3 separate regions of the Homo sapiens genome follow, and all the other regions are linked to region 2. The links are chromatin contacts, found by Hi-C or POLR2A ChIA-PET in ENCODE. All regions are on one chromosome and are shown on one strand. The core of a region is the stretch at or near the end of the contact, and the rest is flanking DNA. Distances in the headings are between cores, read along the strand shown.

The links. A loop is a pair of places that touch in the nucleus more often than their neighbours do. ChIA-PET counts read pairs that join two places held with the same protein, here RNA polymerase II (POLR2A). Pooled maps may share reads with other maps.
Region 1: a loop to region 2 is called in a pooled map, with 2.3 times the contacts of the local background. The contact joins the enhancer-like site here to the promoter of CSNK1G1 in region 2. A Hi-C loop is called at or near these places in 6 of 50 pooled maps. POLR2A ChIA-PET finds 5 or more read pairs at or near these places in 4 of 52 experiments (H1, HEK293, activated CD4-positive, alpha-beta T cell and 1 more).
Region 3: a pooled map shows a loop between it and region 2 (2.7-fold over the local background). The contact joins the enhancer-like site here to the promoter of CSNK1G1 in region 2. A Hi-C loop is called at or near these places in 6 of 50 pooled maps. POLR2A ChIA-PET finds 5 or more read pairs at or near these places in 4 of 52 experiments (GM12878, H1, activated CD4-positive, alpha-beta T cell and 1 more).

The regions. Positions count from the first base shown.
Region 1 is chr15:64,685,367-64,689,627 of GRCh38, reverse strand. It overlaps OAZ2 (ornithine decarboxylase antizyme 2), which reads left to right. Exons shown (of 5, transcript NM_002537.3): 4 at 459-544; 5 at 794-2,054. The coding sequence ends at 924. ZNF609 (zinc finger protein 609) reads right to left here. Exons shown (of 10, transcript NM_015042.2): 10 at 3,560-4,261. Among named protein-coding and RNA genes, the nearest start is that of OAZ2, 16 kb to the left of the region's middle. RefSeq lists an enhancer at 3,585-4,086. Within about 2 kb of position 1,812, at least 3 of the 41 ENCODE cell types and tissues checked have a DNase peak (open chromatin) inside an H3K27ac peak, as active enhancers do.
Region 2 is chr15:64,354,816-64,359,252 of GRCh38, reverse strand. CSNK1G1 (casein kinase 1 gamma 1) reads left to right here and starts at 3,080. Exons shown (of 12, transcript NM_022048.5): 1 at 3,080-3,265. RefSeq lists silencers at 3,145-3,194, 3,305-3,364, 3,755-3,814.
Region 3 is chr15:64,619,748-64,624,244 of GRCh38, reverse strand. ZNF609 (zinc finger protein 609) reads right to left here. Exons shown (of 10, transcript NM_015042.2): 3 at 1,193-1,418. All of the region lies in intron 3 of LOC101930091 (a long non-coding RNA gene), which reads left to right. Among named protein-coding and RNA genes, the nearest start is that of OAZ2, 81 kb to the left of the region's middle. RefSeq lists an enhancer at 1,517-1,596. Within about 2 kb of position 1,409, at least 7 of the 41 ENCODE cell types and tissues checked have a DNase peak (open chromatin) inside an H3K27ac peak, as active enhancers do; they include GM12878, where a contact is called at or near this core.

The sequences.
Region 1 (4,261 bases), core at 563-3,062, 330 kb before region 2:
GAATCTTCCTCCTGGAGCTTCTGAATTTTTTTTTTTTTTGAGATGGAGGCTCACTCTGTCGCCCAGGCTGGAGTGGAGTGGTGCGATCTCGGCTCACTGCAAGCTCCGTCTCCCAGGTTCATGCCATTCTCCTGCCTCAGCCTCCCGAGTAGCTGGGACTACAGGCGCCCACCACCACGCCCGGCTAGTTTTTTGTATTTTTAGTAGAGATGGGGTTTCACCGTGTTAGCCAGGATGGTCTTGATCTCCTGACCTCGTGATCCACCTGCCTCGGCCTCCCAAAGTGCTGGGATTACAGGTGTGAGCCACTGTGCCCAGCCCAGAGCTTCTGTATTTATATTGCTGGTTGTAGGCCTCAGAAAAGCCTTTGGGTTGGTAGGGGTGGGGGTGGGGTGTGAATGGGAGGGAGGTCTAGGAAGGTGGTGATGGGCCTAAGTACTTCTCTTTGCTTCCTGCAGATTGTTAGCACTGCTAGAGTTTGCTGAAGAGAAGATGAAAGTGAACTATGTCTTCATCTGCTTCAGGAAGGGCCGAGAAGACAGAGGTGAGGAGTCAGAGTGGCCTGAGCCTTACAGCCCAGACAGTGGGGCCTGGGGGAGAGAAGGGAGCACCTCCAGGATGAGGTGGGACTCTTGAATTTGCCTTTCAAACCCTGGGAAATCATGGCAGGAGGGCAAGTGCCTGAAGGGCTCGTAAAAGCCTAGTGCTTATTTGTTCCATCTTTGTTTGGGGTTTTGATTTCAGCCTACCATTGTGTTTCTCATCAGACTTTTTTACACTCTGTCTTCTGCAGCTCCACTCCTGAAGACCTTCAGCTTCTTGGGCTTTGAGATTGTACGTCCAGGCCATCCCTGTGTCCCCTCTCGGCCAGATGTGATGTTCATGGTTTATCCCCTGGACCAGAACTTGTCCGATGAGGACTAATAGTCATAGAGGATGCTTTACCCAAGAGCCACAGTGGGGGAAGAGGGGAAGTTAGGCAGCCCTGGGACAGACGAGAGGGCTCCTCGCTGTCTAGGGAAGGACACTGAGGGGCTCAGGGTGAGGGTTGCCTATTGTGTTCTCGGAGTTGACTCGTTGAAATTGTTTTCCATAAAGAACAGTATAAACATATTATTCACATGTAATCACCAATAGTAAATGAAGATGTTTATGAACTGGCATTAGAAGCTTTCTAAACTGCGCTGTGTGATGTGTTCTATCTAGCCTAGGGGAGGACATTGCCTAGAGGGGGAGGGACTGTCTGGGTTCAGGGGCATGGCCTGGAGGGCTGGTGGGCAGCACTGTCAGGCTCAGGTTTCCCTGCTGTTGGCTTTCTGTTTTGGTTATTAAGACTTGTGTATTTTCTTTCTTTGCTTCCTGTCACCCCAGGGGCTCCTGAGTATAGGCTTTTCAGTCCCTGGGCAGTGTCCTTGAGTTGTTTTTTGACACTCTTACCTGGGCTTCTCTGTGTGCATTTGCGTCTGGCCTGGAGTAAGCAGGTCCGACCCCTCCTTCTTTACAGCTTAGTGTTATTCTGGCATTTGGTTAAGCTGGCTTAATCTGTTTAATGTTATCAGTACATTTTAAATAGGGGCATTGAAATTTACTCCCACCACCAGGGCTTTTTTGGGGGATGCCTGGGCCTTTAAAACACTAGCCAAACTCTAATTAATTCTCAAATCACTGCCAGGAGTTCTTGCTCCTGGCTGCAGGCCCAGGCCCCAAGGTCTCCTTCTTGGGGTCACAAACAGCAGTAAGGAAGAGGAATATATAGCAACTCAGGGCCTGGGAATTGTGGGGCAATCCGTTCTTAGGGACTGGATACTTCTGGCTGGCTGAGTATAGTACTAGCTGCCTCCCCACCAGGTTCCGAGTAGTGTCTGAGACTCTGCTCTGCAGGGCCTAGGGTAGCGCTGGGAGTGTAGAAGTGGCCTGCCCTTAACTGTTTTCACTAAACAGCTTTTTCTAAGGGGAGAGCAAGGGGGAGAGATCTAGATTGGGTGAGGGGGACGGGGATGTCAGGGAGGCAAGTGTGTTGTGTTACTGTGTCAATAAACTGATTTAAAGTTGTGGTTGGTCTATTCTTTATTTCTGAACTAGGACCAACTCCCTACCAAACTGTTTTGACTCCAGAGCCTAATAAATAGAGGTGTGGTGCGTGCTCCTTGGGAAAAAAACTGCAGTGTAGGAGGGCAGATAAACTGGCTGAGGTCTCTCTCTGGGGCCATATTACACTGTGAAATGCGGGGTTGCTAGGAGTCTGAGACTTACTGCCAGAGCCCCCTGGAGAGAGATGTGTACATATCAGCTTCATCTAGGAGAGGCTATACCCAAGATCCAATCTGCTCTTAGCTCTTCCTTTTCTGTAAAAGGCTGGGGAGGTTGGGTCCTGATACTGGGTTTTGGCTTTTGCATGGAGCTCCTGACATTCCCATTCCTGAGGTCTTTGAAGGATGCAGCACACACCTTCCCTGTTCTAGTTTTCCCCTTTTGGAGCTCAGTGTCCTAAGGTGTGGCTTCCAGTCCCCCACACCACAGCCTGATGAATAAGCTCTCAGTGGTACCAAGGGGGCTGGAATCCTCTTCACCACAGTTTTTTTAATTTCTCAAGGATTTACTGGCACTTTTTTTCTTTTGCTTCTGTTTTGCCAATTGAAGGGCATGTTCTTCCACCTACATTTTTGCAACTGTCTACTGTTAAGCTGTGGCTCTCACATTGCTCTTTATGGAGCCTGCTTGTGTTTTCACTGTGGGCCAAGTCATTTATCTTGGACTCTAACTTGTATTCATTAAAAGTAATGAGCTCGAATCCCAAGTTTTTTTTTGTTTTTGTTTTTTTCATGGAATCTCGCTCTGTCGCCCAGGCTGGAGTGCAGTGGTGTAATCTCAGCTCACTGCAACCTCCGCCTCCTGGGTTCAGGTGATTATCCTGTCTCAGCCTCCTGAGTAGCTGGGATTACAGATGCCCACCATCACACTCAGCTAATTTTTTGTATTTTCAGTAGAGACAGGGTTTTGCCATGTTGCCCGGGCTGGTCTCGAACTCCTGGCCTCAAGTGATTCCCACGCTTCGGCCTCGCCAAGTGTTGGGATTACAGGCGTGAGCCACCGTGCCTGGCAAATGTTATTAGAGCAAGTCTGGGACTAGAGACATTCCGTTGAAATCAAGTGTCCCCCACTGGGCAGGTAATTCCTAGAGGCAGCTGGCAGTTTAGGATGCAGATATTAAACAAACACAAGGAATCGACAAGACAGATGAAAAAGAACCAAGACAAAACTCAGTCCCTTACTTTTTCCCAAGAAACATGCTTGAGATTCTGCTGCCACCTATTGGTGATTCCTCTTCAATACGGCTAGAGTCACAAAGGCTAAATTGGAAACCCAGTCAAGATTTCCCTCTTCAAAAAAAAATCACCCAGTCAAGATTTCCCTTTTCAAAAAAAACTTTTGCTATTGAAGACCACTGACAGGAAAGAAATATGGTACCCAAAAGGCTGCACTACAGTTTAAAAAGCAACTTAGAAGGTAGAATATTTTGGGGGTGGGGGTGGTGTGTGAAAGGCAAACTAAGTCTAAATTTAAGAACAGGGACATTAAAAACTTTATTCAATAAATACAACAAATAATTTAAAAATATATTTCAATTCCAAAGCCAATTAAGAAGAGGAAGTAGAGAGAAAGGGAAAAAAGTGGGGATGAGGAAGGTAGAGGAAAAGAGAAAGCGGCCAAACAATGGTTTGGTTGGGCTGTGTTTCAGAGTATACCACCCTTTAAAATTCTGATCAAATACTCTTGACCCATAAACCCTTAGCCCTTGTTCTGATGGGGTAGCCACAGGAGTCCACCAGCTGGGAATCATCCACTGAGCTCTGGATCAGAGCATTCTAGAGGCTGGAATGTCGGGGGAGTTTTAGGGGTAGTTTTCCGGTCATTCCTAAAACCATCCGTCCTAACTCCCAGGCAGGTTTAAATAGTGCAAACTCTTAGGCAGAGAGCTCCCAGCTGCATAGTTTCACAGGTGAGTGTCCCAAGCCAGGGCCTCCAGGAAACAGGTCCCAGAGTACCCAGGGGTCCAAAGCCACTTCGGTGAATGGAAATCTAAAGGTGAAGAGAGGGGAGGCCAGGGCACAGAGTAAAGCTCCTGGGCTAAGCCAGTGGCCAAGCCAGAAAACAATGCTGGGCAGAAAAGGGTTACAAGGCAGGTAGTCTGGACACTGGATTCAACAGCTTGCCATCAGCCAGGGAAAGTGAAGCTGAGGATGCATATGGAGCAGGGCCA
Region 2 (4,437 bases), core at 1,831-4,330:
GCATTTCTACATTGGCTTACGCTATCACATTTAATCATAACTTGATTTTCTTAATAAAACATTTCTTTCTATAGAACACATTTATTATTTACCATAATCATGTTTTAATTTTTTGAAACATCCTAGTCTATCATAGTTTTAGATATATTGTTGTTCATTGAGCTCATTTTATTTACTATTTCAAAGTTTTTTGATATTTAAACCTGTTTGGCAATTGAAATACCAAGCTCTGTTTTGTCAGGGTAACATGTTTACCACTTGTCACTTTCAGCCAGGTTTTTTTTTTTTTTCTTGGAGACGGAGTCTTGCTCTGTCTCAGGCTGGAGTGCAATGGCACGATCTTGGCTCACTGCAACCTCAGCCTCCTGGGTTCAAGCGATTCTCCTGCCTCAGCCTCCCGAGTAGCTGGGATTACAGGCATCTGCCACCATGCCCGGCTAATTTTTTTTTTTTTTTTTTGATTTTTGGTAGAGATGGGGTTTCTCCATGTTGGCCAGGCTGGTCTCAAACTTCTGACCTCAGATGACCCACCCTCCTTGGCCTCCCAAAGTGCTGGGGTTACATGTGTGAGCCACTGCATCCCGCCCAGGTTTTTAAAGGAACAATTAGTGGATGAGCTGAAATTCCATTTGAATTGTGCATGTGTATATACTCCCACATGTATTCATGTCAATGGCAGAGGTGGAGATGTATTAAACATCCTATTGACCCATTTGAGTTTGAAGTGATTTCCTAAAGGTTTTGCTGAAGTGATTGCCTATGGTGAATCAATTTAACCCTGTCTCATGCATACAGGAAACCAATAGACGTGGTGTTTCGTTTAAGTGACCAAAGCTCATTTCCTCTCTGCCCCAGTTAAGGTGGATAACAGTTCAATTTTGGTGTCTATAAAGAGGTTATCATGACCAATAAAATTAGAGCCTGCCGTGGCAAGTATATTCACTGCCATGGAATAGAAAACAAATTTAGGAGCTACTGTTAAGCATTCTGCTTGTAAGAAGACCTATTTAAGATAGGAAAACCAAATGAAGATTTTTACTCATTTTTCTCTGAATGCCCAACTGCATTTCTCTGAATATTTTACCTGCCATAACGATATGGGTTCTTTTCCTTTTTTTTTTTTTTTTCTTTTTTCTGAAACGGAGTCTCGCTCTGTTGCCCAGGCTGGAGTGCAATGGCGCAATCTCGGCTCACTGCAACGTCTGCCTTCTGGGTTCAAATGATTCTCATGCCTCAGCCTCCCGAGTAGGTGGGATCACAGGTGCCCACCACCACGCCCAGCTAATTTTTCTATTTTTAATAGAGACAGGGTTTCACCAGTTTGGCCAGGCTGGTCTCGAACTCCTTACCTCAGGTGATCCTCAGGCCTCGGCTTCCCAAAGTGCTGAGATTACAGGCGTGAGCCACCGCACCCAGCCTCCAGATACGAGTTGTTTTTTTCGAGTATTACTTTGTTAACTTTTACCCCAACCATTCATTTTCCCAATATTTTCAAACCCCAAATCACCCAGACACAATAAATGAGGTCTCTTTTCTTATCCATAGTGTCGGTATGAAAGTTTATTTTGAAGGTTTTTTTTTTTTTTTTTAGACGGAGTCTAGCTCTGTCTCCATGCTGCAGGGCAGTGGCGCGGTCTCGGCTCACTGCAACCTCCGCCTCCCGGGTTCCCGCGATTCTCCTGCCTCAGTCTCCCGAGTAGCTGGGACTACAGGCACACGCCACCACGCCCAGCTAATTTTTGTTTGTTTGTTTATTTATTTATTATTATTTTTGAGACGGAGTCTCGCTCTGTCATCAGGCTGGAGTGCCATTGGAGTGCAATGGCACGATCTCGGCTCACTGCAATCTCCGCCTCCCGGGTTCAAGCAATTCCCCTGCTTCAGCCTCCCGTGTAACTGGGACTACAGGCACGTGCCACCACCCCCAGCCAATTTTTTGTATTTTAGTAGAGACGGGGTTTCACCATGTTGGCCAGGATGGTCTCCATCTCCTGACCTCGTGATCTGCCCGCCTCGGCCTCCCAAAGTGCTTACAGGAGGACTACAGGCGCGAGCCACCGCGCCCGGCCAATTTTTGTATTTTTAGTAGAGACGGAGTTTCACCATGTTGGCCAGGATGGTCTCCATCTCCTGACCTCGTGATCCGCCAGTCTCGGCTTCCCAAAGTGTTGGGATTACAGGTGTGAGCCACCGCACCCGGCATATTTTGAGTTTTGAGTGGAGGATTAGACAGTCTTCTTCCTTCCCAAATTTGATTATGGGCTCCCTTTAGCCTTTTTCTTTGTTTTCTGTCTTTTTTCCACCACCACCCCGCCCCCGAGGCGCAGTCTCAAGAGGTCCTGAGAACATGTGCCCTGCTCTCTGTTTTAAGGATTAAAATAACTGTCGAGTTACATTGAATCTTTTTTGCCTATTCCATTTGGCTAGGTTAATTCCAGACCTTACACAAACATGTGCAGCTCTTACAAAATGTAGGTGAAGACAACATTTTTCTAACCATTCGGCTTCATGGGCTGTCACAGGAGAACTAAGTGCATGAAAAACCTTTCACAACATTGAAAGAAATTTTAAAAATCTGGTTGAAACACAATTAAAAATCCACAAGAGGGAGATGCTTGCTAAACCGTCAGAAAATAATTCCCTCGAGGGACCTGAGAGAGGAGCCTGGAGCCTTAGGAACAGCCACTGGGTCAGCCACGGGATTAAGGGTGGGAGGGAGCAGGAGTATATAGAGACGGGGGCTTGGTGGAGGAGTACAGTTGAAGGGAAAAGCGGGATGGGTTTCGTGCCTCTGGCAGCGAAGCGTGTACTTGGTCTAAGATCTTGAGCAGAAGGTAAGAGCGTGTTGCCAAAGCAGAGCTCAGTGCTCCCGATATATCTTCTGGTAGTCCCAGAAGAAATGGGGGTGGGTTGCTTTGAAGGCACTTCCGCTTAGCAACCCCACGCGGTTGCTAAGGAGGGGGCAGCCGTGGGGATAACCCGGAAGTGATGGTGTCAGTTTAACGCTGCCTGCCCAAAGTTTGTCCTATTAGGCCCGCCAGGGTACTCTGCGACTCCGGGACGAGGGCGGGGCCGCGCTAGTGGTTCCGGTTCGGCTCCAGCCGCCCCTCGGCTCCTCGCCTTCCCCCTCCCGTCCGCCTTCTCCCCTCCCTCCCGCTCCTGGGAAAGAGAGAAACCACCGCTGCGGGTGGGTAGAGAAGCACTTGGCGCCTCGGGGAGGGGACCGCGCCCGCCTCATTTGCGCCTTGCAGCACTGCTGGACCAGGTATCTGCCCGGCTTCGTCGGGGTTCTGTAGGCTGAAGTCTGAGGGGGTGTGTGTGTGTCTGAGGGGGTTGGTGGGGGGCCCTTTCCTGGGCGTGGGTGGGGGACGCCGTGATCCCGGGTGGGGCGCAGGCTGGCGTTTGTGTCTGTGGAGGGTTGCGGGGGCGGAATGGAGGGGCTGAGGGACACAGCGGGTGGAGAGTTTCGGTTAGCGGGGTAGAGGTAGGCGGAGGAGGCGCCCCTTCCGAGAAACTGACTCTAGCCGGTGTGGACCGGGAGTTTGCCACCTGGAGGGCTTACTCTGAAAGGGGGAGCATCCCCCGGGAGCCAAAAGGAGGGCACAGATCTCGTCAGGGTGACTGGGGCTATCCCGTGCTTCCATTGCCCTCTTTCCCTACCCACCCCGCTGGGACAGAGCTGGACTTCGAAGGTTGTGGGGGTTCTGAGTCGACTGGGTACCGCGGGGAGCCGCCCTTGGCGGAGCTTAGGGCACAAGAGTGGGTAATGAGACTTTCCTCTACCCAACTTCCGTACGCTTCCCCCACTTCTTCCTTTACTGTTTCCTCGCCCCCACGTCCTACAGGAGCAATGTCCCCCAAGTGGGCAGGCATCACAATGTAAAAGAGAGTGGAACTGGGTTTGTTGCCCCTAAATGACACTTAAGATGTTTGGAAAGTGCCTGAATGACATATTCAACCAAGTCTCCCAGCTCGATATTAATTCCGGTATAAATTACCTTAGAAAAGTGGAATTCTGAAAAGCATTTAACAATAGGCTAGTCCAGGTGTAGTCTTGTGTAGTAGATGTACGTGTTTATTTAAAAAGAATGGACTGGGGAAACCATATAGATGTATCACAGGTCTAGGCAAGACATGTTGAGGCAAGGCTTTTGCAGCCTCTTTCTTACCTGCCAGTAAACCTGTCCTAATTTAAATGAAGTAGAAAGATCCTCTTCATTTTTGTTTCAATCAGTGACTGAATACTAGGTGCTGTGTAGTGATGTCTCAGAACAGATATGTGAATTTTCAGAGAGAGAATGAATGTTCTGCTGTTGAGCCTGTGTCTTAATCTTTTAAGGAGATAATTGCGGTCAAGTGGAAGTATTGACTTTCAGGCAGATAAATCTTGGGTTGAACCTAGACTATGCCAGTTGCTAGTTACTGACCTTGGGCAAG
Region 3 (4,497 bases), core at 160-2,659, 270 kb before region 2:
CATCAGCTTCTACCACTCAGGCACACAATAAAACCTCATTAGCGACGTTATTCTGAAAGCTGAAGATGTATTACATTCCTAATGATGACACAGACAAGAATACAGAGTTCTTAACCTGTAACACATCAGCACCTATTGCACGGTAAACTTTAAATAAATACTGAATGACAACAAAATATTCAGGGGAACAGATTTTATTAGAATGACCAGAATGAAATGCCTGAATTTCTAGGGGCAGACTGACAAAATAGCTCTGTGATAATCAGAGATGATTAGCTGTGCTCCTCTGGGCCTCTAAACTCCTCAGAGTGAGGACAGTTTGAAAGTCTGTTTACTGATGCAGAGACATGATGGGACTGAGGCCCAGACTCTCTAACCACATATACTCTGACAAGGATTTGGATTCTTCAGAAAAAGAATATGCAAAAATCAAATTGCCACCAGATGTTACCAAAAGATCTGAAATACCCCATTAAGTCTCTTTACACTTCCTTCCATTTTTTCAGGTTCATAAATTTTCAAAACAGAATAGATTCCGTTCTCAGGGGCAAGTGGAACATGCAAGAAGTCTGGATGCCTTGGGCAACAGCAACCTACAGTGAGCCAACTGCTTAGTGGATGCCTGAAAACAAGACCATCTAAACATTTCCTATAAAATCTGTACCAAGTGACAGATACATGAAGCGGTGTGGGTGGCTGGGCAATGAGGCAATCAGTGGGAAGAGTGAACTGGCTGTACCTATAGGTGTTAAAAAAGGCAAGAGCTGCATATGCAATGAGCCAACATTAAGTGAATTTAAGAGTGACTATTCTCCATCCTCTTGACTCCCTCAGCTGCCCTTTTATTAATTTTTCTCTTCAGGCCTGACCTCAAATTTAATTTATAATCTAACTCTCCCATATAAAATATGGAGAGTACAGATACAGTTTGAATTACCTGGCCAATACCTATCACATGACTGCATATCATAAGTACCAGGATCAACACTGTTGAATACTATGAAGGGAAGAATCTCTAGAAGCTGGGAAATTTTGCTAAGTCTGCTAAAATCCTCTGTGTGGGTATCTCCCGCAGACTGTGGACACTTGAGACTCTAATAACCACTTGGTAATATTTACAACAATAAGTCCCTGGTGGCTCCCCTGCAGAAGCAGGTTGAGAAGGGAGGGGAAAGCCACATATCACACTTACCATCTTCTGTTTCCTGCCACACGATGCCTTCAAGGTTGACGCTAGTTCCAGGTTCACAGGGGCCCAAGCACTCAGGCTCTGTGGCCAGAGCCACATCACATGTGTTGACCCCAACTGATCGGGTACGAACCATGATCTGCTCACAGGGAGATGAGATGTCATTGTTGACCACTGGCACCAAAAGGTGTATTGGCAGCACTGCTGGTGTGGAAACAGGGGACTCCATCTGTGGAGGGAAGAAAAAGTAGTAGCTGAGTTGCAGGGAGAACATTTAGAGGAAATACCTTTTCTGTATTTAATCTAGTCCTATATCTATTCCTGCCAGAGTGCAGACGGCTATAAATAAGACTTTGGTTCTTCCTTTCAAGTTCTGGCTTATGATACCACTACAAATCTAGTGGTTTAGATGAGAACATCCTGTGCTAAGAGAAACTCTTATTAATGAGCGTATAATGATCTTCTTAATGATCTTCCTCATAAACTGCACTTGGCTAAAATGTTTTTTAAAAAGTTCTATTTTTTCCTCATCTCATTAAAAAGTCTCTAATGAAAGAGAATCAGGGCCAGATTTCAATAGTAACAGAGCACACAGACTGATGAGAAAGACAAGGCCCAGCATCTGAGGTATGTTTTGCTACCACCACTATGCTTCCTACCAATCTATCATTCAGCAAACAGTACATTAGTCTGGCATAAAATCCATGAATTTGGGTGGGGATAAAGAGAGGAAGAAATAGCCAAATCCTAGGAATGCCATGATTCCTAATGATCCTAGGTGCTTTAATACATCTTTGGCTAGAAGGAATAAAGTTATAGCAGGGCTGGGATTAACCTGGTGGGAATTTCTAACCCTTAGAAACTGTAACATGTAACAGTGGTTGTTTAATGAGAATGGCATCTTGGAATATAATTCTAACATCAAATTTATCTATAAGAAACAGGAGGTGCTGTTGCCACCCAGAAGCCAATCAACAGCAGTCTGAAGATGTTGTTGATTATGTACACATAGATAGAAATAGTCAAACATGGCTAGGCACGGTGGCTCACACTTGTAATCCCAGCACTTTGGGAGGCCGAGGTGGGCAGATCACCTGAGGTCAGGAGTTCGAGACCAGCCTGACTAACATGGTGAAACCCCATCTCTACTAAAAATACAAAAATTAGCCGGGCGTAGTGGTGGGCGCCTGTAATCCCAGCTATCCAGGAGGCTGAGGCAGCAGAATCGCTTGAACCTGGGAGGCAGAGGTTGCAGTGAGCTGAGATCGTCTCAAAAAAAAAAAAAAAAGAAAGAAGCAATTTGCTTCCAAAACCAGAAACTAGAACCTCTCACAAGAATGTAATTAGTTAGGTTCCAAGAAGAATGCAACCCATCTAGAGACAACATAAAAGTTGTGATGGGTCAGGTGCAATGGCTCATGCCTGTAGTCCTAATGTTTTGGGAGGCCTATGGAGGAAGATCACGTGTAGCCAAGAGTTCAAGACTAGCCTGGGTAACATAGCAAGACCCCACCTCTATAAAAAACAAAAATAAAAAAGGTATCTGTGTGTGGTGGCATATGCCTGTATTCTCAGCTACTCCAGAAGCGGAGGTGGGAGGACCACTTGAGCCCAGGAGGTTGAGGCTACAGTGAGCTATGATTGCACCACTGTACTCCAGTCTGGGTGACAGAGTGAAATCCTATCTCAAAAAAAAAAAAAAGAATGAAATGAAGTGGGCAGTGATCCTTTAACTCTTTAAATCCCAGAATTTATGAGGCTGACAAAGTCTATTATGCTCGAGTGATTGATGCCCCAATCCTGAATGAGCATAACGTCTTGCATATGCAAAGACACTCAATGCACACACTGGCTTATTTCCTCCGAAGATTAAGTATGATACTAATCAGCAGACCTAGAAAATGAGAGTCAAAGATTGGGACTTTCCCAATCCTTGGGACTCTTCCCTTTGTGAGGAATTCTTAGTCTAGGTCCTTTAATAGAGAGTCCTTTGTGAGGACTTCTTAGTCTAGGTCCTTTAATAGACTTCTTAGTCTAGTCCTTTAATAGAGACATTCAGAGAAGATCATACATGTATCCGTAAGCCAAGCTTCTAAATAGCTCTGCAACAAAACTCTGATTCTGGAATAATTTACTACATGACTATCACTCTATCTATAATCCATTTCCCTCCCACAACACACACAGAGACAAACACCTTCCTGGCCTTGAAAACTAGCCTATAGGCTGAGGTCTGGGTTCCGGATCCATTCTCCACAGTTGGCTCTGACTTCTTGGCTTAGAAAGTCATCACTATTTGTAGATCATCATTGTGAGTCCACAGAATGTTCATACACTGATTCTGATTAATTCTGGTCCCTGAAGAGCTGCCAAAACATCCTTGTCTGCTTGTCTCACACACACACCCCTTGTACTTCCCCAACTCCACCTTTTTCATGAAATGAAATGGAAGTAGAAGCCTGTATAATGAATCATCTACATTTATGATAAATGCCAAAAGGCATATTTGCTCTCTTGAAAACTGGGCATTTATAATTTAATTTCCCAACCTTCTTGGGATGTGGTAGATCCTGGAAAGATCTTTAAAATTTCCATGCACAGAAGTGAAGGTAAAAAACAACACAGAAAAAGTAAACTGGATCCTCCCTACTCACTCCTCTGCAGTGCTGGAACAAACTCTTGAGAGTCACTAGAGAGGGAAAGTTAGAGACAGAATATACAGATCATCTTTACTCTTGGCCTCACCTCTGTTTATCTATTCTTTCTCTTGGGGAAGAACTGTGACAGAAGCAGTTTCACAGCCTATATGTGTACTTCTTTTGCTTAGGGTTTGTTCCCTTTTTTATACTTTCTTCTACTCACAAGAGAAATTCCTGCAAGGTCCTACTGGACACAGACATTGGCCTAAACCTTCCAGGTCACCCCTGTGAACTTTCTGATTGCCTTGCTTGCACATGTCCTATTGCCAACCTGTTCCACAGCTCAGGCAGCAACCCTAGGCACAGAAGGAAGTTTACCCCAGGGAGACACCTATACACTTTCTCTCAGCCACTGAGGACAGCTCTTTTCTGGAAGTAGTTTAATTTCCTGCTAGGTTATTCAGTGCTCCTGGCAGGCTAGGAGAAACATATGCTAATACATTCTAGATAAAATGAAGTCCCCAGTTTTGCACCAAGAAATCCAGAAAACAACACCTAAAATGTAGGTTGGAAACATCACTGTTGCATTCAAGCAGTCTGCCAAATTATACCCTGCTATACAATAAGTGAAGAGAAGAAACTTCAGCTGAACTGATCACTAAGAATAAC